Regions from separate parts of the Homo sapiens genome. Here region 2 is linked to region 1. A link is a loop called in an ENCODE intact Hi-C map of the cell type or tissue named here. Cell type or tissue: heart left ventricle. All regions are shown on one strand. Each heading gives the region's core, and the rest is flanking DNA. Links, peaks and the distances in the headings are about the cores only.

Region 1 (11,547 bases), core at 1,494-9,493:
ACGATTGATGACCATGGCCTAGTGAAGTACTGCAGTAATTATGAGCAGGTAAGATAGACCTAAATTAAAGATTTATTCACTAATCAAAATTAAATGTGTGTCATTAATTTCCTTGATACTAATTTCTATATTAAAACCTTATTCATCAAACCTTTGCAATGCAAGCCTTATGGCTCTCAATGAAAACCTTTGCAGTGAGAAACACATAACAAATATATTTGAACCTATATCCTTATTAGTTTTAGGAATCATGGTATTTTTCATGTTCCCAAAATGATCCTTTAGCTTTAAAGAACACCAAATACGTATTTTCACTCCACTAATTAAAATGTAGGGGTTTTCTTTCCATTTTAATTTGGCTTTTGAATCTGTTAAAATTTTCATCCCAGTAAAACATGCAGTAATTATAGGGGGAAATTAAGATGGTTTTAAGAAATCTTAATCACCCACTTTGTGATCATTTGTTGCAATCACTTCTCAGAATAACTGCCCAGGAGAAGAACCCTGGATATCCCCCATATGAAGACAATTAGGCATCATGGCAGTTGTAAATGGATAACCTTGTGCTACAACTCATTCACGCAGATCGGGCAGGTGGTGTTGATATTCCTTGTCATATCAAAGAGAATCAGAAATGGGGGGAGGAAAGGCTGAGGAATAAAGGATTCATAGAAAGAATAAAGAATAATAGAAAGAATTCAAGGAAGACAATGATTGTAGAGGTCCTCAATGTTGTCATTATGGGCCCTTAAATTACCCTTCATTTACATCATCAGGATGAAAAAGTGTGTTAATTTTTTGTCTTATAAATTTTATGAATTCATCTTCTCAGAAAAGCCAGCATTGCAGCTGTTTTGGTTAAAGACACATCTATCTTCTGGTTCTTGACAGCCCTATCATGTCAATTCTCTGTAGTAGCAAGGAATATTTCAGCAAGAAAATAAAGTAAAAACTGAAGTAATCTAGCCTACTTCCTATGGGCATATTTTCACCATAGCCGATCCAAAGGGAGGCAGTGTTATCCCTGTCAGATTGAGAAAAAGATAGAAAAAGAAACTATAAGCTAAGAAAGCCAAGAAATATTAACAGAAAATTAGACTAAAAATGCCACATTTTTATGACTGTTGGTAATATTAAAAACTACTTAATATTTTAATATTTCCAGCATAAATAAATGTGTATATCTATAAATAAATATTGCAATGGCTCACATGTTCTAATAGCTGCCAGCAAAACAGCCTTTTATGATAGACTTATGTGCATACCTCTCACCGTTAAAAAGAAGCCATTGAAATCATTTTCAGTCTGGCAACGTCAACTATAGAATGATGACAAGTATTATGACAAGTTCAGAACTTAGTATCTTGTTAATAACTTGTCTGGTATATGCTTACAGCTTCTGTTGAAATACTGACTCAATTTTTTTCTCTTGCTGAACCAGTACAACTTTAATGCCAGTAATAGTGTTGCTAATTCATTTGATAATATGAATACAAAACTAATGACACTAAAGTAAAACTTTTTTTTCAGATAGTCTCACTCTGTCGCCCAGGCTGGAGTGCAGTGGTATGATCTTGGCTCACTACAAGCTGCGCCTCCCGGGTTCACACCATTCTCCTGCCTCAGCCTCCCGAGTAGCTGGGACTACAGGTGCCCGCCACCACGCCCAGCTATTTTTTGTATTTTTAGTAGAGATGGGGTTTCACCGTGTTAGCCAGGATAGTCTCAATCTCCTGACCTCGTGATCTGCCTGCCTCGGCTTTCCAAAGTGCTGGGATTACAGGCATGAGCCACAGCGCCTGGCCTAATGTAAAACTTTTAAAAATATAAAGGATAATAAAGGATATAAATGCTAATACTAATTTAGATCAAGAAAGAATGTTACAGGCAATAAGTGGGCTGCAATTAGGCCATCTTTATAAAATTTTGGAGACAGTATTGAAAATAAATTTAAAAGCCACAACTGCTTCTTTTTACTAAATAATATTAAAAACAAATTAACTTATTTTCTCTGTTGCTAACAGATTTTTTAAAATTAAATTGATAGTTTTGGTGTCATATATAATGAAATTATTAAAACAAAAGTTCTTCTAAGATAACTTCATTTAATTATGCCTTTAGGTAATAATGCCTGTGTAGTGCTTTATAGTTTAAGTATTTTCACATATTTTTCTCCCATGAATTAGGTATCATCTCTGTCATCAATTTTTTAGGTGAGAAAATACAGGTACATAAAATTCAAGTGACTGACTTAATGTCACTCAAATACTAATGGTTGAGCTGTGATACAACTTATAATATCATTCCCATCTTTCTATCCATTTTTGTTGCCTATGGCATACAATATAATCATACTCTGAGGCAGACAGGTCTTGAACTCCTGACCTAGTGATCCACCCGCCTCGGTCTCCCAAAGTGTGGGGATTACAGGCGTGAGCTATCACGCCCAGCTGAAAAAATTATTTAGGCCGGGCGCGGTGGCTCACGCCTGTAATCCCAGCACTTTGGAAGGCCGAGGTGGGCGGATCACAAGATCAGGAAATTGAGACCATCCTGGCTAACATGGTGAAACCCCATCTCTACTAAAAATACAAAAAATTAGCCGGGCGTGGCAGCAGGCGCCTGTAGTCCCAGCTACTTGGGAGGCTGAGGCAGGAGAATGGCGTGAACCCGGGAGGCAGAGCTTGCAGTGAGCCCAGATTGCGCCACTGCACTTCAGCCTGGGCGACAGAGCGAGACTCTGTCTCAAAACAAACAAACAAAAAATTATTTAATGAGAGTGTTAGCTAGATTAATGGTTTTTAATTGGGAATGTGTGTGAAATTCCCAGATAATTTTTTTTTTTTTTTTTCAAAATAAGACTTGCTTCATTGAAGCCTTTCCCTGGATATTCTGAGATGCCCATGTGATGGGGAGGATAGAGTGGATGGGGAGTTAGATGGGTATGACATGTGTATTAAAAATAGTACAGGGGGGCCGTGCACAGTGGCTCATGCCTGTAATCCCAGCACTTTTGTAGGCTGAGGCAGGCAGATCACCTGAGGTCAGGAGTTCAAGACCATCCTGGCCAACATGGTGAAACCCTGTCTCTACTAAAAATACAAAAATTAGCCAGGTGCGGTTGTGGGTGTCTATAATCTCAGTTACTTGGGAGGCTGAGGTGGGAGAATTGCTTGAACCTGGGAGGTGGGGTGCAGTAAGCCGCTGCACTTCAGCCTTGGTGACAGAGTGAGACTGTCTCTGAAAGAAAGAAAAAAAATACAAGGGGAGGGGTGAGGTTTTGATGAAATGGTTTTAAATTTTTGAAATTGGGTGATAGGTACATGGAGGTTCATTATACCATTCTCTGTACTTTTGTAGGGGAAAAAAAAAAAGCTTTCCAAATGATTCTAACACACCTTTAGTAGAGCAGTGCTTCTTAAAAGTTAATGTCTCAAACAAGTTGCCTAGGGATCTCATTACATGTATTTAGTAGGTTGGGGAAGGCTGAGAGGCTGAAGTTCTAGCAAGTTCCCAGGTGATGCTGATTCTGCTGGGTTATGGGCCACATTTGAGCATCAAGGTGTTAGAAAACCATGGGACTAAATGATTACCAACCAGAATATTCTCTTTCCTAAGCAGGTCATAGGATGAAGTTTCTTGGTCATCATTTAGTAAGTAAAAATATAAATCAGATCATATACTTTTTATTAATATATAAAAACCGATAAGAAAAAATATTCTTTATAATGCTTGAAAAACTGCTCAAATAGTACAGCTCATCTATGAAAAAAAGTGCATAGAAGATTACGATGTAAGCCAAGACTTTAGACAATTTAAATAATATCTACTATCCAACAGATCTAGTGTTTACATATTAAGAAGAGCTTTGTACCAGAACTGTACTGTCATGTTTCTGCCCAGAGGCTGTCATGATAAAGTTTATTATCAATTACTGCTTTACAAGTATAAAATAAGTTAAGCTGTCATAATTTTCTCAGCCAGAGTTCCTAAACTGTCAAAGAATGTCAATTTTCAATCTGACATAGAGAAGAAAATTATCTGTTATTCTGACCTCTAATTTCTTGACATTTTAATGCCATAATTGCTGTGGTTAGTGCTGCTTCATGATTTCACCTGTCAAGAAAGAATGAATCAATAACCTTAAGCCATTTCTCAAACTTTAGCACTAACTTCAAAACTCAAAGTTATAGGCAAGTAGTAGAATTTTTTTTTTTTTTTTTTTTTTTACAAAGGAGACATATATAGATATTCATATATTAAATATTTCTCTTTTTAAATTAGTGTTTAATTTAAGCATGAAAAAATCCATCTTAGGCTAGATGGAGTTTAGTGTAGCCATAATTAGCCTTCCTTTGGTTTTATCTATATGAAATGTACAATCTTTGTATTTTAAAAATACTAAGATAAACATTATCAAATAAAATAAATGTATTGAGCTCAATAAAAGGGTTAATATCTTAAACTCTGCTTTTTCCAAGAGTCTGTGTCCAACCACTTAGGTGGGAATCAACTCTCTCAAGTCGCAACACAGCAGTACAAGACCTCCAGGAACTCAACAAGAATGTTTTAAAAAAAGGTATTGTGCCTCCCACATGGTCTACTCATAGGGGTTGTATATAGGTAAGGGTGCATAAATGACCACTAAATAATGAATATGCTGTACTTCACTCCATTTTATCTGGGTTCTTTCTTATAACAATAGATGTATTTACAGAGAGAGCAACTGAGGTAAAGTGAGATTGAATGACTCGGCCTCACTTACCCAGCTCACAGGATTCAGGTGGGCTCTCGTCCTTTGGAGGACACTATTCCTCACATTCTTAAATGTTAGTGCAGAACTGTCTTTGTGGGAATCTGTTAGCTTCTACTTGGCTAACTGGCATTAACAGCAATGGGAATATGTTAGAGGGGGGAATGGTGGGAAGTGGGAAAGGGGAAATTAACTAGCATTCCTTGAAATCATTTAATCTGTTATGTCTACACTGTACTAAATGGCCCCCTAGTGGTCACAAGGAGATAGAGGCTCTTCCTAAGCAATCTTGAGTCCACACAGGTCCACAGGGTCATGGTAAACCTCTCTGCTGATGTGTGCTCAGGCCTCTGGGGGCTGGGGGAAGGGAAGTAAGAGTATTCCAGGTATGCGCTCCTTCACATGTATCGTGTTCTAAGAACTGACACAGAATTATAGGGTTGAGGAAGTGGGCAAGGGGTCTGGGGAGAAAGAACATAACATTTCACAGTATGACTCTGGGTCTCTCTAATGAAACCTGAGTGTCTGGCAATTATGTGCTTCGAATGAGCATGCTGAAAGGAGACAGAGTCCTGAGCTGAGGCACCCTAGTAGCAGAGAGTCTGCATCACTAGAAGGTCATGAAGCTGTAATACAAGATATTGTTCAGACCATCTATATAATATGCCAACATATGCTTGAATCATTCCCATTCAACAGAAGACAATTTTTAATTTTTAATTTTTACATTTTAAATTTTACATTTCTATGTAATGTTTCATTAAGAAGTTCTACATTAACAAAGCCTTATACACAATTCTTTCACTGTCCAAAGCAATGATGTTATTTTGTAGAAACAGGTATTTTGATAAGATTCAAATAATGAACACTGTATCCATGTAAAGAAAATTTCCATTTTAATTTCATTTTCAAATTCTTTCAGTTATCTCTTTTTAAACCCTCATTTAAATTGGACAAACCTGCTATTTTTCTGTCAATTTTAATGCTGCCTTGCACTTTCATCACATATAAGATGCTTAATGTATTTTATTTTGTATTTAATTTATTTAATTTATTTTATTTTGTGTTTAATGTATTTAATTTGTTTTGCCCAACAGGATTAACTTGCAACTTTCTTTATAAGAACAGGACTTTATTATAATGGGTAAAAATGTATAACAAAATATCCAAAAGCAAAAATGCCTATGACATTTAGAAGTCAAAAGACAATTCAGTTGATCTTAGAATATAAGGATGAACTATTACAACTGTTTTCTTTTTTTCTGATTCTAAAAGGTATTAGCCTTAAAAGAATAGTTTATAAAGTATTTAATAAAACAGGCATGTAATAAGCAAGGGTGTACAGTTGAGACTAATTAAGCTCAGAATTATCTCCTACCAAATAATCTGATTACAATTTATACACAACTGGGGATACTCAGTTGGGTGAGTGTAATGATTTGTAGAGAAAATTCCTTATTTCACCAGCCATTTCATAACACCTGCCTTCTCTCTCATTCATTCATTCTGTCTCTATGTTTTTCTCTTGGCTTCAGGCAATAATTTTATCTTGTGTGCACACAATATGGTACAATATTGCCCCTAATAATACGCTTGCAACGTGTTCTCAGAATATTTTGCCCTAAGGGTCCAAGGATCAATGATTATGAGGCTCTTCCCTTCCTTTTCCTCTTCTTTGCTTGAACCATACAAATGGAGTCATTTTAATTTTATAGAGGTATATAAGAAATAAACTTATGAATGCAAATTTTTCTGTAGAGCTTCATTGCGCCCATCTCCAAGTTTTCCACCTTTAAAATAAAAAATAAGAAAAGCATTCCACTGGCTGGAGATGCAGAAATGATTACTTGTTTTGCATACGACAGATGGCAGATATCTGGTAGAATGGAAGACTGGGATATCACTTCCTTGAAGCAACACTTATGTAGCAGCTGTTGCATCTTCACTCTTTCCACTTATCTGAAATCATTTTGTGCAATGTAGAAATGATTTAAGTAATATTTTATATGAATATTTTCACTAAAAATACTATATACATACTACAGCACATAATTCCCAACTGTTAGCTATAAACATTTCAGATTGAAAACACATAAGAATAAAATAGCATAACTGCATCTATTTCATTCATGCATGTTTTTGAGTATTCTGTCTAAAAGGTAGAAATATTCCTTTTATTTATATTTATTATTTTTTTGAGATAGGGTCTCGCTCTGTCACCCAGGCTGGAGTGCAGTGGTGCAATCTTGGCTCATGGCAACCTCTGCCTCCTGGGTTCAAGTGATCTTCTCACCTCAGCCCCCACAGTAGCTGGGACCACACAGCTGCGCCACCACACCCTGCTAATTTTTGTATTTTTTGTAGAGATGGGGTTTCAGCATATTGGCCAGGCTGGTCTCGAACTCCTGGGCTCAAGCCATTCACTCACCTTGGCCTCCCAAAGTGCTGGAATTACAGGCAAGAGCCACTGAACCTGTAATCCTAGCACTTGTGCTGTTATTTTTAAGAATAGCCACAGTGGCAGATTATGTTAATGTGGAATATTCCTATTTAAATATTCAGCTAGGTTTCACTTATTACTAAAATACGTAAAGCATTACATATTTTAATGTAAATTTTGAAGTAAGAAAAACAAATATACAGATATAGAAGTATATTTAAAGTGTCTGAAATTTAAAAAGGAACCACATACTGGTTGCATTACTTGTTTTGGGACTTTTCAATTTTTCCACATATGTCAAGAACCTGAAATCTGTTTTGTAAGAAGTTATGTTGAAAACAAAATTATACAGAAAGAGATGAAATGTCAAATTTGTGTTTGAGAGATGACAGAAATTTTTGGAATAATATGGGATTTAACACCTACCTCCCTGAGCACAGGATCAGTGATACTATCCAGGTTCACAGAGCCTTCATAAGTCAAGTAGTGAAAAACATTCAGAGCACGAACTGCTTCTGGTCCTCGCTGCTTATAGCCAAATATAAGGTCGATCCACTGATGAAGTTGGCAAGAAACAAATTCACTTTCTAGGGCCTGAAATGAGTCAAGAAAGAAATGAGAGACCATCAAAACTTAGTACACCTTCATATCCTTTTATTTTTTTTTTACTTTGAAATATATATAAAAAGGAGAATATGCTCTTTAAATTTCTGTACTTGATTTATATGTATCAGATCTTCAGTTCCTAGAAATGGAAAAATACTACCTCAGTAGTATTTTACAGACACCTAAATGAAAGTACAGAGACCTAAATGAAAATTTTCCCTTTCTAAAATGCTAAACTTTCTCTTGGCTCCATTAGGTACATAATATGATTTAACATAAATAAATTTCTTATTAAAACACACTCATGTTTAAAAGAAAAATAATTTAAATTACCTTTTTTAATACCATGTTACAGTTTCATTTCTCATTTTTAAATATTAGTTTGAAATTAAGCAATTTTATGAGAAACTCTGATATACATTTATTTTCCTGCCTGAAGTCCTCCAGCTTACCTCTGAGATGACTAGAAGGGAATATCTTTCTTCCACTATGAATTAACTCAGCTATTACACAGTTTGGGAATCACTGGGCAATTTTGGATGTTTGCTAGCTAATGGGAAAGAAATATAAATTACTGAGAGTCAAGGCCCATACTAAGTTTCCATAAACAGAAAAAAGAAAAAAAAAAGGCCTTTTTATTTCCTAAGAAGCCATCAGAAGCTTCCTAGAGGTGTCTTGACAGGTAGGTAGGGAGTCTTGCTCAGGTCCGTGAAATAAGTAGTGATGGTGCATGGCTCACTACGCCTCTCACTTACTGCAGTCATTTATCATCAACTTCCTAGTGATTTAAAGAGGACACTGATTTCAACAACATGGAAAAGAGCTGTACATCTAGCTTTGTAAATTTCAGCTATTGCAGAGCCATGTAAGACAATTTTCTAAATTACGGCGGTCACTAAATATGTGAACAAAGTCATTCTCTGTGATTTCCATGGTGTTGAAACCAATTTGGAATTCACTTAATGAATAAATGATTTCTTGAATTAAGATTGCCAAAAACTGCTTTTCATTTTTTAAGTATATAAAATATTATAAATAATACTTTTCAACTTTTCCTGTGATCACATTTAACTAGTAATTTATTCCCTTCAATCCCTTTCCTGATTTATTCCTTTCAAAATTTTTTGTATTTCATCTACACCAATTAGTGTGGATGTTTCTCATTCAGCAATGTAAACAATGACATTTTATGAAAGAACAGTTTCCATACTAAAGGCAAACAGAATTTCTATATTGTCTATCTCATCGATCTTGAAATAACAGTTCAGAGTAGAACACAGGAAATGAGTCTGAAAGAAGAGATGGTTAAAATTCTGTATTATGTCTATATTAGTTTGGTCAATTTGTATAAATGATTTTGTCAATTCTCTATAACTATTCAATTAAGAAAAAATGTCAGTCTAATTATTTAGTAATATTTTCAGTGTCTGATGCAATAAATGAAGGGATTTAAAAAATGAGTAAATAGAGGTTCATTATTGAGTAACTACTGCTCAAGTCTATTCACAGGAATTCAATTTAGTTATGGAATCAGATAAATAATTTAAAGGAAGATTTTACCAACATGATCAGCTAAGCGCATTCATTACAAATATATCTTATAGATACCACTAAAGAAAGGTTTGATGAAATTTACTATTATCTCTATTAGAGTAAAACCATTATTGAATAAAATACCTAATGGAATCATGAGTGGTAGTGGGAATGATGACTTTTCAATAATTTGAGCTTTTAAAATGTGTTTTTTCTCTTTTATCTCCATCTCCTATTTTCATTTCCTTCCACCACCATGGGCAATAACTATAATGTATTTAATGTTTCTCCTTTTGTTTGCATGTGCCCTTATAAAATATTACTCATTCTTTTGTGGATATACTTTTGAACTATAAAAATATATAGGGTTAAAAATTTCATTTTGTTCCTTACTTTTCTCACTTAGTATTATTTTAAAAATCTACCTGTGTCACTGTGTGACTAGCCCATTGCTTCTCATGGCTGCACAAAACTCCCCTGGTAACAAACACCAGGCTACCTCTAATCCCCATGACACAAGCCTGTGATAAATGCCCCTTTTGGATCTTTCTGAGAATTTCTTTGGGATTTATAATCTGGAGTAGAACTGGGAGTGCATACTTAATGTGAGTCATCCGTGCCCACTCTCTAGCAATGCATGACAGTTTCTATACGTCCTTATCTCCATCAACTGTTAGTATTATCCAGGTTTCTAATTTTGGCCAGTATAAGAGATACAAAATAATATCTCATTGTTTTAATTTGTATTCCTCAAATTACTAACAGATTTGACATCTTTTTAATATGCTTGTTGGTCTTTTGGGTTTCCTCTTCTGTAAATTTCCTGTTCATATCCCTTACCCATTTAAACACTGGAGGTTCTTGTCTTTATATTGTTGATTTATATATTTAATTTTATTATTATTATTTTTTAGACAGGATCTCACTCTATGGCCCAGGGTGGAGTGCAGTGTTGCGATCTCAGCTCACTACAACCTCCGTCTCCTGGGCTCCAGTGATCCTTCCATCTCAGCCTCCCGAGTAGCTGGGTGGGACTACAGACATGCGCCACCGTGCCTGGCTAATTTTTGTATTTTTGTATTGCAGGGACAGGGTTTCGCCATGTTGCCCAGGCTGGTCTCAAACTCCTGAGCTCACGTGATCCGCCTGCCTCGGCCTCCCAAAGTGCTGGAATTACAAATGTGAGCAACTGCACCTGGCCTGATTTATATATTTTAGATAAGAGTTCCTTGTTGGTTTGAAACACTGCAAATGCATTCTCCCAAATGTCATATATCTATTAACTTTATCCATGTTCTTTGTTGGATATATTTTCTTAATTTTGAGATCATCAAATCATGTTTTAAAAATGTTTATGCTTTGAGGTTTTGTCTTGAATTATAGAGATAAATATATTTGTATCATTTAGCTTTATATTTATGGTTTTACTTTTCATATTTTGATCTTTAATTAATCTACATCTACTTTCATTCATATATGATATTAGATATGGGTCCAGTCTTATTTTTGTTTATAAAGTGAGTGAGTTTTTCCAATACCATCTATTAAACAAAAATTCCTTTTCTCAGAGATGTATGGTATTATCTTTACTGTGTAAATATATATTTGAAACGAAGACATAAAGCTGCCGTTATTTACAGATAATATCATAATCTACATAGAAGCCCAGTCTCCTTCCTCCTTTTCTTTTGCTCTCTCTCCTATGTATTTATCATGTCTAGATATGTGTGTGCCCAGCTTTCTATATTTTTCATTTCTATTATTATCTTAATTTATTTTATCTTTATATTCTTTTGCTCTCTCTTCTATGTACCTATCATGTCAACGTATGTGTGTCCAGCTTTCTATATTTTTCATTTCTATTATTACCTTATCTTAATTATCTTATTTCTTACATATCTCAATATGTGCTAGAATTTATTCTTTTTTTCAGGATAAACTAGGCTATTCAGGAACATTTATTCTTCTTTGTAACTTTTACATTAAGTGCATAGATATATCAAAAGAATTTGATTGGAATGCCAATCAATTTATACATTAATTTGTGAACACTGACACTAGGTTTTACTATCCAAGGTCCCCAAATATCTTGATTTATACAGATCATTTTCTATGTCCTTTATTAGAGTTAAAAAATAAAATTTTCTCCATAAAAGTTTTATCTTAGTGTTCTTGGTTAAGTTTATTCCCAGATACTTCATAAATTTTGATGCAA
Region 2 (11,547 bases), core at 1,959-9,958, 84 kb before region 1:
TCCAGAGAGGCTCAGACTTCATTGGCCCAGGGCAATCAAGAAGGCTTCATTCATTCATTCATTCAGTGGGTATTTACTCAGCACCTGGTATGTGCCCAGCAACAAAATGAATCAGAAATAAGCCAGACTGGTGCAGCATTCTTCATCACATAGAGAGACTGCTCATTTGGTTGTACCTACATTGGGCCCCAAAATCTTGACTGTAGTAGCCAGGTAGCGTTCACCCAGTCCTGACTGTTATAGATAAAGCAATCTTGGAGGGCTTCTTTAACTCAAATCTTTATCAAGCTGCCAAGAGAATTTGTTTGAAATGATTGGTACTTTGGAAAGAGAAGTACATCTCTATCATTTACTATAGGAGTTTTTGCAAGTTCTTATTCTTGTTCACAAGAGACTCAGGCAGTGTGATCAAAAGGACTCTTCTGTCATCCGTGGAGATACTATGTCCTCTTCCGGTCCCAGGCCATTGGCCATCCGGAAGGCTTGTCTCTGCTGGGGCTCACATCTTTGGCATGGGTCTTCGTTATTGTGGCCAAAATGAGTGTCAACCACAAATTCCATAGTGTTAGAAATAGGACTTTTCCCATTTTTTTCTGTAAGTTAATTTCTGTTTCAAGGTGCTACTCTACCTGAGTGAAAGACACACATTTTCCATTTAACCAGGGATTCCAATCCCCATTTTTCCCAGGGTGATGTTGTAACTGCAGGAACTTGACTAGTGTTGTGGCAAGGAGGTTGGAGGAAATGTGGTCCCTGAGTCCTGTGTCCATGGAGGCCCCCCCCGGGGCATCTGCTGAGCCTGTCCACAGGCATGAGGCTCTCTTTGCCCTGCGCTGAGATGCAGAGGTGACGTTCTTTCTGCTGCTCCCATGAGGCTCAGCACCACCTGCAAACCCTCTCTGGGGTCTTGACTTCTCAGGACTCTGTCCAGGAAAATGTTCAGGATCCCCCTCAGCCAGCTTCCCTGGGATTTAATTCCCAGTCTTGAGGAGCATGTTTTTTCTAGACACCAGTGGAGGAAGTTCTTTTCCATTCTTGAGGTTTTTCCCTGAGAGAAACTTCCTGTACTTTCTGGTTTGCCTTGGAGGCACCTGACGATAGCTTAGTGGGTCGAGGCTTCGGGAAGCCAAGGTAGAGGCAGCTCCCCTCTGCCTTCTAGATTTTCACAACTGCGCTGTCTCACCCTGAGGCAAAGCAGAGCAGGTGAGAGAAAAGAAGGAAGATTTACCAGGAGAGATTTTCAAAACCGGTTAATACTATTTCCAATAAAATCTCAAAAATGTTATTCTACCATATCAAGATGTCCATAGTTTTTATTTCTGCAGAAGTTCCAAGTTTGCTCATAGAACAGTTTGTGTGTGGCTCCAATAGGTGCTGCAGAAAGTATGCTTCCAGATTTACATCCGCTGCCCCAGCCTGCGCCTGTCTCTCTTTACGGCAAGTCCCTGAGGCAGCAAAGGGGTAGATATGCTATAGCTTGGTGGGAAAGCCTCTATCCATAGAATTTTGAGCTAAACCCATCAGCCACAAGCCCAAACACCACTTCACTTCTGTGGTTAAATCCACCACGTAACATCCTTCAGGCTACAGTCCCTTGGGAGCCTCACGGTGTATCTGTGTCACACCTGCCCCCATAAATGGAATTTACTAGGCTCTGAGAGAACAAAAACAAGAGGCAAAGCCTCAGTCCTCAAACAGCTTACAGCATGGGCGAAAAGGACACACCTTATGTGTTTCAATATAAGAAAAGGAGTTCGATTTTGAACACACACTATATTAGCTGATTGCAGAAATTTCTGGAAATATAGCCATTAAGATGTAGGTGATAATTCAACACGGATACAGGACAAGATTATACTACTGAAAATAGTGAACGAACATCTTGAATATTCCCTGTGTCCCATGTGGTGTCCTAATATCTTCACATCCATCCTCTTTTTAACAAGGTTGCTGTTATTATTATCACCTTAATTCACAAGCAAAAAACGAAAAACAAAGATGGAGGAACTTGCAGTTGGGGGTCAAGGAAAGGCTGATGGCTCCAGATCCGTGGCCTAAGCAGAAGGCTTTTCCCCTGGTGTGTCTCCACCACGTGGTTGTGAAGGAACCAGCACCATCATTTGTCTTCTGGATGATCTCACGGCACTGTGTGCGTGTGGTCCCTAGTTAGTGTCATTAGCTGACTCCCCAAACCTTCCTGGGATGTGGCTGTGAAATTTTATCTTAGAACTTCAGTTTAATTCCATAAACTTTTGTTGAATATCTACAGAAGGTATAGAAGTGAGGATGGGATTCAAAGATAAACCAGACACGAACCCAAGCCATGGGACATTGCTAATTGGAATAGAAAACTGCAACCAGCTTGGTGCTGCAGTGCAGGTACTGAGAACCTCTGGGCTCCTGGTGAGGCTGCAAGACCAAATCCAAGAATACGGGCAGCCTCTACGAGGGGCTGACTCACCCCACAGACTCAGTGGAAAAAGTGCCCAGGACCCACGACAATTTTAGGGCCCCCAAAAGTGTTTTCTATTTTACATACAAAAATTAACCAGGTGTGGTGGCACATGCCTGTAGTCCCAGCTACTCGGGAGGCTGAAGCAGGAGAATCTCTTCAACCCAGGAGGCAGAGCTTGCAGTGAGCCGAGATTGCACCACTGCACTCCAGCCTGTGCGACAGAGCAAGACTCCGTCTCAAAAGAAACAAAAACAAAACAAAAAGTGTTTTTTATTTTCCATTAAAATCAGAAGAAAATGATGAATATAATACAATAATAATAATAAACCCACCATGAATTATATTTGTCTTATATCAACACAGTCATAAAAACAATATCTATTGAATGGGTACAATGTACTGATGTGATAGATGTACCGAGTCCAGACTTCACTACTATGGCAATATATCCATGTAAAAAAATTGCACTGGCACCCCTTACAAATACAAATATGTATTTATTTAATGAACAGAGGAAGGAGCCCATGAAAGCAAAATTGCCTAGATCCCGGGAAAGTCACCATGTGGCCCTGTAGTGATGGCTAAATATTAGCTATTCAACGCATATGGGATTTTATAAAGTACAGAAAACATTCCTCAGCTCTGAAGTACATACTCCGAAACTGGAGGGAATGTTTTATCCATGATCATAAATGGGGATCCAATATCTCAAGGTCCAACCTTCAGAGGAAAATGATCTTAGAAGCATGAGACATTGCCTTAAAAGCCCAGGGAAAGAAGAAAGGTCCAAATACCAGCATCCCCTTCATGAAACCCAAGCAGCATCACTGTGGAGTTTCTGTGGAGAATCCAGGAATTGCTGGGAAAGGGGCCTGCTTGCTCTCCCTGCGCTGAACGAGGATGTGAGGCAGCAAGAAGCAAAGTCATGCTCTGTAAACAGGCGAGTGTCCGTGGCACTGCTGGGGACTCCAGGAGGAGGCTCAGCCGGCTCACTCGCTGAAATGTCACTGCTCGTCAGTGGGCACAGGAGGCCTCGGTGGCTGCTGGCTGGGGAAGCGGGCTGGTGGTGTACGTCAGGGCCTCCCACCTTCGACAGCCCAAGCTGGCCAGTCGCCTCAGAAGGGGTGCCGAAGCTGGGGCCCAGAGCGTTGGTTGGCCTCAGAGACACTCGATTGTGCAGAGTGGGATGCAAGCTCCTGTTAGCACCCAGGTGGTGGGAGGACAAGCTCTGGAACCCAGAGATTTAGGGAGCCCGGCCCAGAGATGGCACCTGCTCCTCAAATCTCCTTCCAGAAGTGATCCTGGATTTTAAGCTTCTTTCAAAGCCATTACAAGGACTTGTTGGAATGGGGTGAGGGCAGCTTAGCCAACACCCATGAAGGCTAAGATTAGACAGTGACTCATGCTTGCAAACGCTGACCACCTCCACCTCATACCTGAAGTGCAAAGTGACATTTCTCACCCTTTCCGCAAATAAATCTTTCCTGTGCAGTGTTCTCTAAGGACCTCAAGGCCTGTCAAGGACTTGGCCCCTAGCTCATTGAAACCACAGTGGATTGCCAAATTTTGCAGATGTTTGCACTGACTGCTTTATGTTTTGTAATATCCCAGAGCTGTTCCCAAGTGATGCTCATCCATTCACCAAGTTAATGCTTAATAAGAATGATCTACAAAGGGTGACAGCTCCAAAAGATGACGAGAGGGAAATAGCCTTCAAGGAGAATGGACGAGCAAAATAAATAAATAAATACAGCCCTGCCTCCACAGACTGAGGTGCAGAAAAGGGAACTCGTGTGTAGCAATTCCTAGGAAAAAAAAAAAAACAAGAAGGACAACAGTGTTTATTTATGAACATGGGCATGTTTGTGTTTCTCAGGGGGGCTGTGAGACCCCGGCAGGGCTTGGCGTGCTGGCGCTGGACTCAGGTGGAGATGAAATGTATAGATGGACCAAGGTGAGCTCTTACAAAAACATGGATCAATTTGATAGCTAAAAAGGGTCAGTTCCCAGAGCAAGAAAAGTTTAACTATGGAGGAAGCACACTGATCCCAGAGCTATAGAAATTGAATAACAATTCCTACTTTTCAACCTGGATAATCTCATGTAATGTTAGAGAAAAATCCTGAAGTCACCGGTGTCAGTGTCTCTACAACAAGATAGAAAGATTGGGGATGTTCTGAAGGTCAACCAACAATTTGGTGGCAGGTCTGGGATGAACAGGCAGGTCTCTATTCCTTTTCAGTGGTTTTTGACATGTAAAGTGCTAAATGTCTTCACAGTTACAATGTATTGCATGTTTTACATATATTGTGTCTATCTTCACTTCAGTCCTACAGGAGTGGTATTATTCTCTTTATTTAAAGATGGCAAAATTAAGGCTCGGGGAGAGATTAAGCAACAGACCCAAGGTCACAGTTTATTCAGCAAATATTAGGCCTCTATTTTGTGCTAGGCCTGGGGTTTCCCAGATACCAGGCAGAGTGAGCACAGTTCAGAAGAAGAAACTCCTGAAAGGTCTCAGCCGAAACAACCTGTATTTTAAAGAATTTTTCTCTCAAAGGATAAAACAAGCATTTGGTGCACCATGGTTTTTTGTGCTAACAGGCTGAATTCCATGTAGAAATGAGAGAAATGCTGAAATTGTTTGGAAGGATTGCAGATGTACGCAGGGTTCATTTTATTAATTAAGCAGGCCTGGATGCTAATTCAGTTGCTATGCACCAGAGCTCCCGGGAAATGCATGCCGAGGCAGAAAGACATACACAGAAATCTTTAAAGAGATTTGTATGTAATGCAGGTAGGAATTTTGGAGGATGGGAGGTGTCACGTGGCTGCACATGTTTTGCAGCACAGAATCCAGTTGCTTAAAAGTTGTGCCTGTGGTCTGTGCCATCCCCAGCCACACACCAGCTGGAGGGATACATATCACAGTAAGAAAGCAGTTTTTTGTGTGACTCTGGACCTACCCACTTTGCAGGAATCCCAGGCTGCCTCAGCTTCCCCCCAGCTCATCATATGGCCCAGGGGTTTGAGTGAGCTTGCTACCTCCGGGTACGCACCAGGCTCCTGCCTGCGCCAGCTGCAGCTGCTTCCTCTCCCTGGGAAGCTGCTGGTGCTGCTGAGGCCTGCCATCCCCCTCCAGCTGGAAGCTGCCCTGGCTGACCTTTGGCTGCCCTGTCCCTGTCCCGCTGCAGAGACTGGCCTCAGGGGTAATCCTGTCTTTAACACACCACCTCCTCTCGCCCAGAGGTCACAGAAGACTGCATCCAGAGCTGGCCTTGTCTGGAGGAGGTTTTAATGAAACAGTTCTTCTATTTATTTGTGTTGCTGCCTCTGTTGCCCGGGGCCATGGTATGGGTTCCCAAGGGGGGACGCTGAGGTTTGGGGGAGGACACTCAGAGGGGACAGCAAGCTTTCTCCCCAGTCACCTAGCCCCTGACACTGACCTGCTGTCCTTGCACCAATCCTGTGGCCTTTCTCCTGTTTTTCTCCCAGTCGAATCCTAGGTTGAATACAGTTTCATTTGCACCCTGCAACACTCACTAAAAGCAAACCGGTTTTCCCAAATGTTCACGATTCCACCAGAGGGAAAACAAAGGTCATTCAGTCATATGGAATCTGATTAACACAAAGCTCCAGACACGCACTCCTGGATTAAATGCTTTCTTAAGCCACTCCTGCCCCGGGGACAGCAGGAGCTATTTTAACTGTGGTGGAAGACCCAGCGGTTTGCTGAAGTTGCCCAGTGGGATGCATTTAGTATCCATATTTCAAGGCAGCTTTCCTAATGCTATTTTCACATTATGCATTTTTAAAGAATGAAACTATTGCTTGGATTTATAAGGAAAGGAATAGAAGAACCAATTTTATACATTGGAATAAAAGATTTTAAAAATTACTTTTAACAAGAATCAGGTTTACTGATGTCTAACTTACATATAATAAAATTCATCCTTTTTAGTGTACAATTTGGCAACAAATATAGTGCCACCACTGCAATCAAATTTTCAGCCCCTTCTCTCCACCCCGTAAAAAAGTTTCCTTGACCAGGAGCCATGGCTCATGCCCGTAATCCTATCATTTTGGGAGGCCGAAGGGAGAGGATCGCTTGAGGCCAGGAGTTCAAGACCAGCCTGGGAAACATAACAAGATCCTGTCCCAAGGAAGAAAAAAAGCTTCCTGTGACCCTTTGCAACGAACCTTCCACCCTGCAACCTCCAGCCCCTGGCAACCGTCGATCTGTTTTCTGGCCCTGTAGTTTACCTTTCCCAGAATATCATATAAATGGAAGCACATACTTATAGAGTCTCTTGTGTCTGGCTTGTTTCACACAGGGGACGCCTTTGAGGCTCATCCACATTGCTGCACGTATCAGCAGCTGATTTCTTTTTGCTGTTGAGTCGTATTTCCTTATATGGGCGTGCTGCAATTTGAATATCCTTTCACCAGTAGATGGATGTTTAGATTGTTTCCAGTTTTTAGCTGTTAAGAATAAAGCTGCTGTGAACTTTGTGAGGACATATGTTTTCATTTATTTGGGGGTAAACACCCATTAGTGGGATTGCTGGGTCATTTGGCAAGTATATGTAGAACTTTTTTTTTTTTAAGAAAGGGGGAGTTTAGGAATGTTGCTGGGTGGTTCATACAGGAAGTGAAATATCAGAGTGATGAGTTTGAAGAGTCAGCTCAGCTCTGGGCTCCATGGTGCCTTTCAAGACCTCTACCCATGGCCTTGCTGTGAGTTGGTAGACTTACTTTATTGCATCGTTGGTCTAGACACAAAGGAAGGGGCAGATCAGTTTCATTCTTAGGTGTTTCCACCTCTTACCAGCGGCATGGCCTCGGGCAAGTACTTGAGCTCATTGCGCTTCTGTTTCCTCAGCTGTAAAGTGAGCATTCCAGCAGGGATGCTGTGAGGGTGTTTTGTTCTTTACTGTGTACTCCAAATGCAGCCAGGAGGATTTTTTTTTTTTTAAGTATACAAGTGAAAAGTGTAGAACAATGCCTGGCACATAGCAAGTACTCAATAAACACCACCAGTTTAAAGTCAGAATCAGCACTAGAATTTCAAATGAAAAAGATTGTGGCAGAGCTCATTTGTCTTCCTAGAAAGCACTGATATTTTTAATTAAATATGCTCACCAGATGACATGAAGAATGTGTTCATTCATTCATCACTTCTTTACTGAGTGCCTGCTGTGGGCCAGGTGAGGAGGCCCTGTCCCGATTCCTACAGAATTTATAGTTCAGGAGGAGAGAGAGGTAGAATGAAAGGCCTGTGTTATAAGTAATTACAAACTCCTCCAGTAAGTACATCAAAAGAAAAGGACAGGGGGCTTGCAAAGAACATCCAACGGGAGAAGTCATGCCACTAGCACCACCAACCCACCTTGCATGAGTACCGCGCATTGCAGGCTAGAACTTTAGGTCAGTTATTGACTCTGATTGAAGGGAAGTGGAGTCCAGCCCCTCCTGACCTCCTCCCATGATGGCTGGAAAATCATCTCCTCCTTCGTTTAATATTCATCAGCAAACATTTACCTGGCGCCCTTTAAAATCAAACTACCGTCCTAGGCATGGAGGAAACGTACAGGCAGGATGCAACATCGCTTCTCCTGCCAGGGAGTTGACAACATCGTGGAGGATGAGACCAGGCTAATACACAGTGACAGCTCCTCTCCCTGCTGGAACTGCACAGATGAAAAGGATCATGAAACCTTGATGGGTTAACAGTTAAGCACCATTTCCCCGACCCAGATTCACCAAGGGGATGATGCCACTGGAACTCGGGGCACACACTGGCCACCTTTGCGAAATGGGGCCCACAGACCTGGAGGGCCTTCTCCTTGGGGGCCATGAGGAGGGGTGAAATCCCCTGAGTAGGAGGCCGTGGAGCAACAAAAGACCAGGGCTCAGTCCCCCGCTGCAGCCAGATGGTGTTTGCCAGAGATTTCCAGAGGAAACTGAGTGTGAACGAGCAGCAGTCTGTGGTGGAGATATGTAACGTGTCTTGGCAAGTAACAACTGTTTCTGAACATTGGAAAAGGTACTGGCTGCTGAGAAGCCATTCCTGATGTGCAGGAACTAAAGTGTCAGTGGGAACCTCCAGGACTGCTCTTCTCTTGGGGTCTTGGCCGGGTCCAGCCAATGTCAGTGAGTGGACAAATGGTCGAGCTAATATAATCCATAGGTCTTACTTGAGTTCTTACCTCAGTTGCCAGCTGTGCTTTCTGAAGGCCTTCTAAGCCCTAAGCATGGTGCTCAGTCCTATGGGGCATCCAAGATGATGATATAGGTTGTGTTAGGTTTTCAGTATCCCCAATTCTTTTGGGGTTCTCCTCCTTCCCCATCCCAATCAGGTGCTGCTATGGGACCACTCATCATGGTATCCTCCCCCTTCTAGTCACAAGACGGTCACATGATTCAGCCCAATTTTTCTACCCCTTCCCCTGGCAACGGTGGTTGAACTTGGGCTGGTCATATGACTTGAGTTGGGCCAACTAGGGACTTTTATGGGACTTCTCGATTTGGGACCACAGGTGTGATGGCTTTGTGACACACTACTGTACTGAACTGCATTTCTTAGAATTCCCTCTCCTGTATGTTTTCAGACAGGGTGGGCCATAAAAGACATACTTTTAGGAGACTGTGAGGACGGAAAAGAAGCAGTAGCCCCGTGTAGTACACACACCCTTCTTCCTGGTTACTCAAACACTCATACAGATGCTGCTGTGAAGGAACTTCACAGGTGTGCTTGAAGCCCCTGATCAGCTGGTGTTAAGTTATGGACACTACCCTGGATGGGCATAACTTGCAAAGCCTTTAAAGGCAGCTTCAGCCTTCTCCAGACATGAGCTTCTGCTTGTGTCTGTGGAGCCCTGCCTGCTTCTGATCTTGCCTTCTTGAAGCCTGCCCTAAAGATTTCTGATGTTCTTAGCCAGACAGTTCCTCACGATCAATTCCTAGGGATGCGTGGGTTTGAGAGTATGTGTCCTACTGATTCTGTTTGCCTGACTGGACCCTGACTGGTACAGCAAGAGACAGAGTTTTGCCTTTGAATTACTATGGTAGTAGAGTCTGCTAGTTGTCCTACGCATCTGTTCTCTTCTCTCATTAGACTGGAACTCTTGAATTTCAGCTAGCTCATCACCACCCACAGATTCAAAATTCAAAACAGGCTGGGTATAGGGGCTCAGGCCTGTAATCCCAGCACTCTGGGAGGCCAAGGCAGACAGATCATTTGAGGGCAGGAGTTTGAGACCAGCTTGGGTAACATGGTGAAACCCTGTCTCTACTAAACATACAAAAATTAGCTGGGCATGGTAGGGCGCACCTGTGGTCCCACCTACTCAGGAGGCTGTGGCAGGAGAGTCGATTGAATCTGGGAGGTGGAGGTTGCAGTGAGCTGAGATTGCACCACTGCACTCCAGACTGGATGACAGAGCAAGACCCTGTCTCAAAAAAAAAAAAAAAAAAAAAAAACCTCAAAAGAGAAGTAAAACATATAGTAGTCCCCTTTTATCCAGAGGGGATACATTTCAAGACACCCAGTGAAGCCTGGAACCATGGATAGTACCTAATCCTGTATTACTATGTTTTTTTCCTATACATACATATTTACGATAAAGTTGAATTTATAAATTAGGCACAGTATTCTTGAGCTCTGGGACCATTGTTAAGTAAAGTAAGTGTTACTTGCACACAAGCGCTATGATGCCACCTGAGGGCTGAGGGCAGAATCTGTCTTCACATACACTGCACACTATTTTGGCCGATCTCAGCCAAGGTCATGGAGGCGGGGCTGCCCCCTCAGGTGACCTGGGATGCCCCCTTCACTTCCTGCACCCACCCTGGCTCCAGCAAACCCAGTCACTCACACCCACAGCCACAGTAGTTGCACAGCTGTGTGACTTTATTAAAAGCTGCTGAATCAAACACTTTAAAAAAATGAATTTTATGGTAGGTAAGTTACATTGAAATAAAGCTGATATGCAAAAAGTGTATTAAAAATAAAGTATCACACAGAAAAACACAAATAATGAAAGGAAACTGAGAATGGCATTCTGGGGAATAAGTACCTTACCCAAGGTGGAAAGAGGAGGTAGATAATCAACAGAGAAAGTGGGTATTGGGAGAGGCAGGAGGAGCTTCAGAAGAAGTGGGCAGGCAGCTGCTTCAGGCACTGCCAAGTGGTCAAGGAAGAGTCGAACCAGTACAAAGGGCATGAACCAACCAGGTCACCAATGTCCCCAAGAGAGCCACGCTGGCAGTGGCTTGCAGAGCTGGCTGTGGGTGAGAAGAATTTGAAGAAGTAACAGGGTGAGGCAAGCTCTTTAGGAAGACCTGAGTACATTTTTGGTCCAAAAGCCACTCCCCTCCCCGACTCCCAGTGCTAGTGCAGTGGGAACAGGCTGAGAGGGCAGGAAGAGGGGGTGGCCTGGCCAAGGAGTAAGGACCGAGGTCTTTTCCAAGTTATGATCTTTTCTCCTTTATCTCTGGTAAGCGTTACTAGCAGGCATATTTGCTTAGGATATTAGAAAACTTAGTTTCTCAGGCCTAAAAGCCCTTTGACATGATAATAACAATAGTAACTTATTTATTGAGAGCATAACTCATTGGACATAAGCATAAAGTGGTTTTATTCCTTCCAATAACCGTCCCTTTATAATGCCATGTTGAAACATTTTTCTTACTAAAGGCCAACTAAGGTCCCTTCATCACACCATTTTGACTTGACTGTATAATTATTCATCATTCTTGGTTACTAAAACAGATTTATTTCAGCACTGAAAGCTCAGTCCTTACCACTGAAAAGGGCTATAACTGCTTTGAGCAAAGGAGTGGGTGCGATTTGGCTTTGAGTCCCCTCTTCAGTAAGAGTGGGCTCCCCAACTCCTGGGCAGGAAGCAGGCAGTCTACCCTCATGACTGTCATGGTGGGGCCATGATTTGGCCCCTCGGTGCTCATGCTCTGCTCTCCTGGCAGCCTCACCAGAGGTGGTTGCCTTCACATGGGCAGTGTGGGAGCTTTCTCCTTGGAGAGCTCTTCAGTTTCACCTCCACCACTGAGAATAATTCAGCCCCATCAGTAAT

What was found. A loop is a pair of places that touch in the nucleus more often than their neighbours do. Peaks named below come from ENCODE experiments on the same cell type or tissue, not always from the same donor. Only the 100,000 strongest peaks of a DNase experiment are listed, where the experiment ranks them.
Region 2: it touches region 1 in a loop (2.0-fold over the local background); 34 of 110 quality-filtered maps call a loop at or near these places.

Annotation. Positions count from the first base shown.
Region 1 is chr13:35,624,321-35,635,867 of GRCh38, reverse strand. It overlaps NBEA (neurobeachin), which reads right to left. Exons shown (of 59, transcript NM_001385012.1): 49 at 7,620-7,787. Among named protein-coding and RNA genes, the nearest start is that of LINC00445, 68 kb to the left of the region's middle. RefSeq lists a silencer at 5,005-5,054. In heart left ventricle, for the core only: CTCF peaks have their summits at 4,815 and 5,019 (motif pointing left); no DNase peak of the experiment used is centred there.
Region 2 is chr13:35,708,830-35,720,376 of GRCh38, reverse strand. No RefSeq gene overlaps it. Among named protein-coding and RNA genes, the nearest start is that of LINC00445, 17 kb to the right of the region's middle. RefSeq lists an enhancer at 6,861-7,576. In heart left ventricle, for the core only: no CTCF peak of the experiment used is centred there; DNase peaks (open chromatin) are centred at 3,481 and 5,616; H3K27ac peaks cover 443 bases.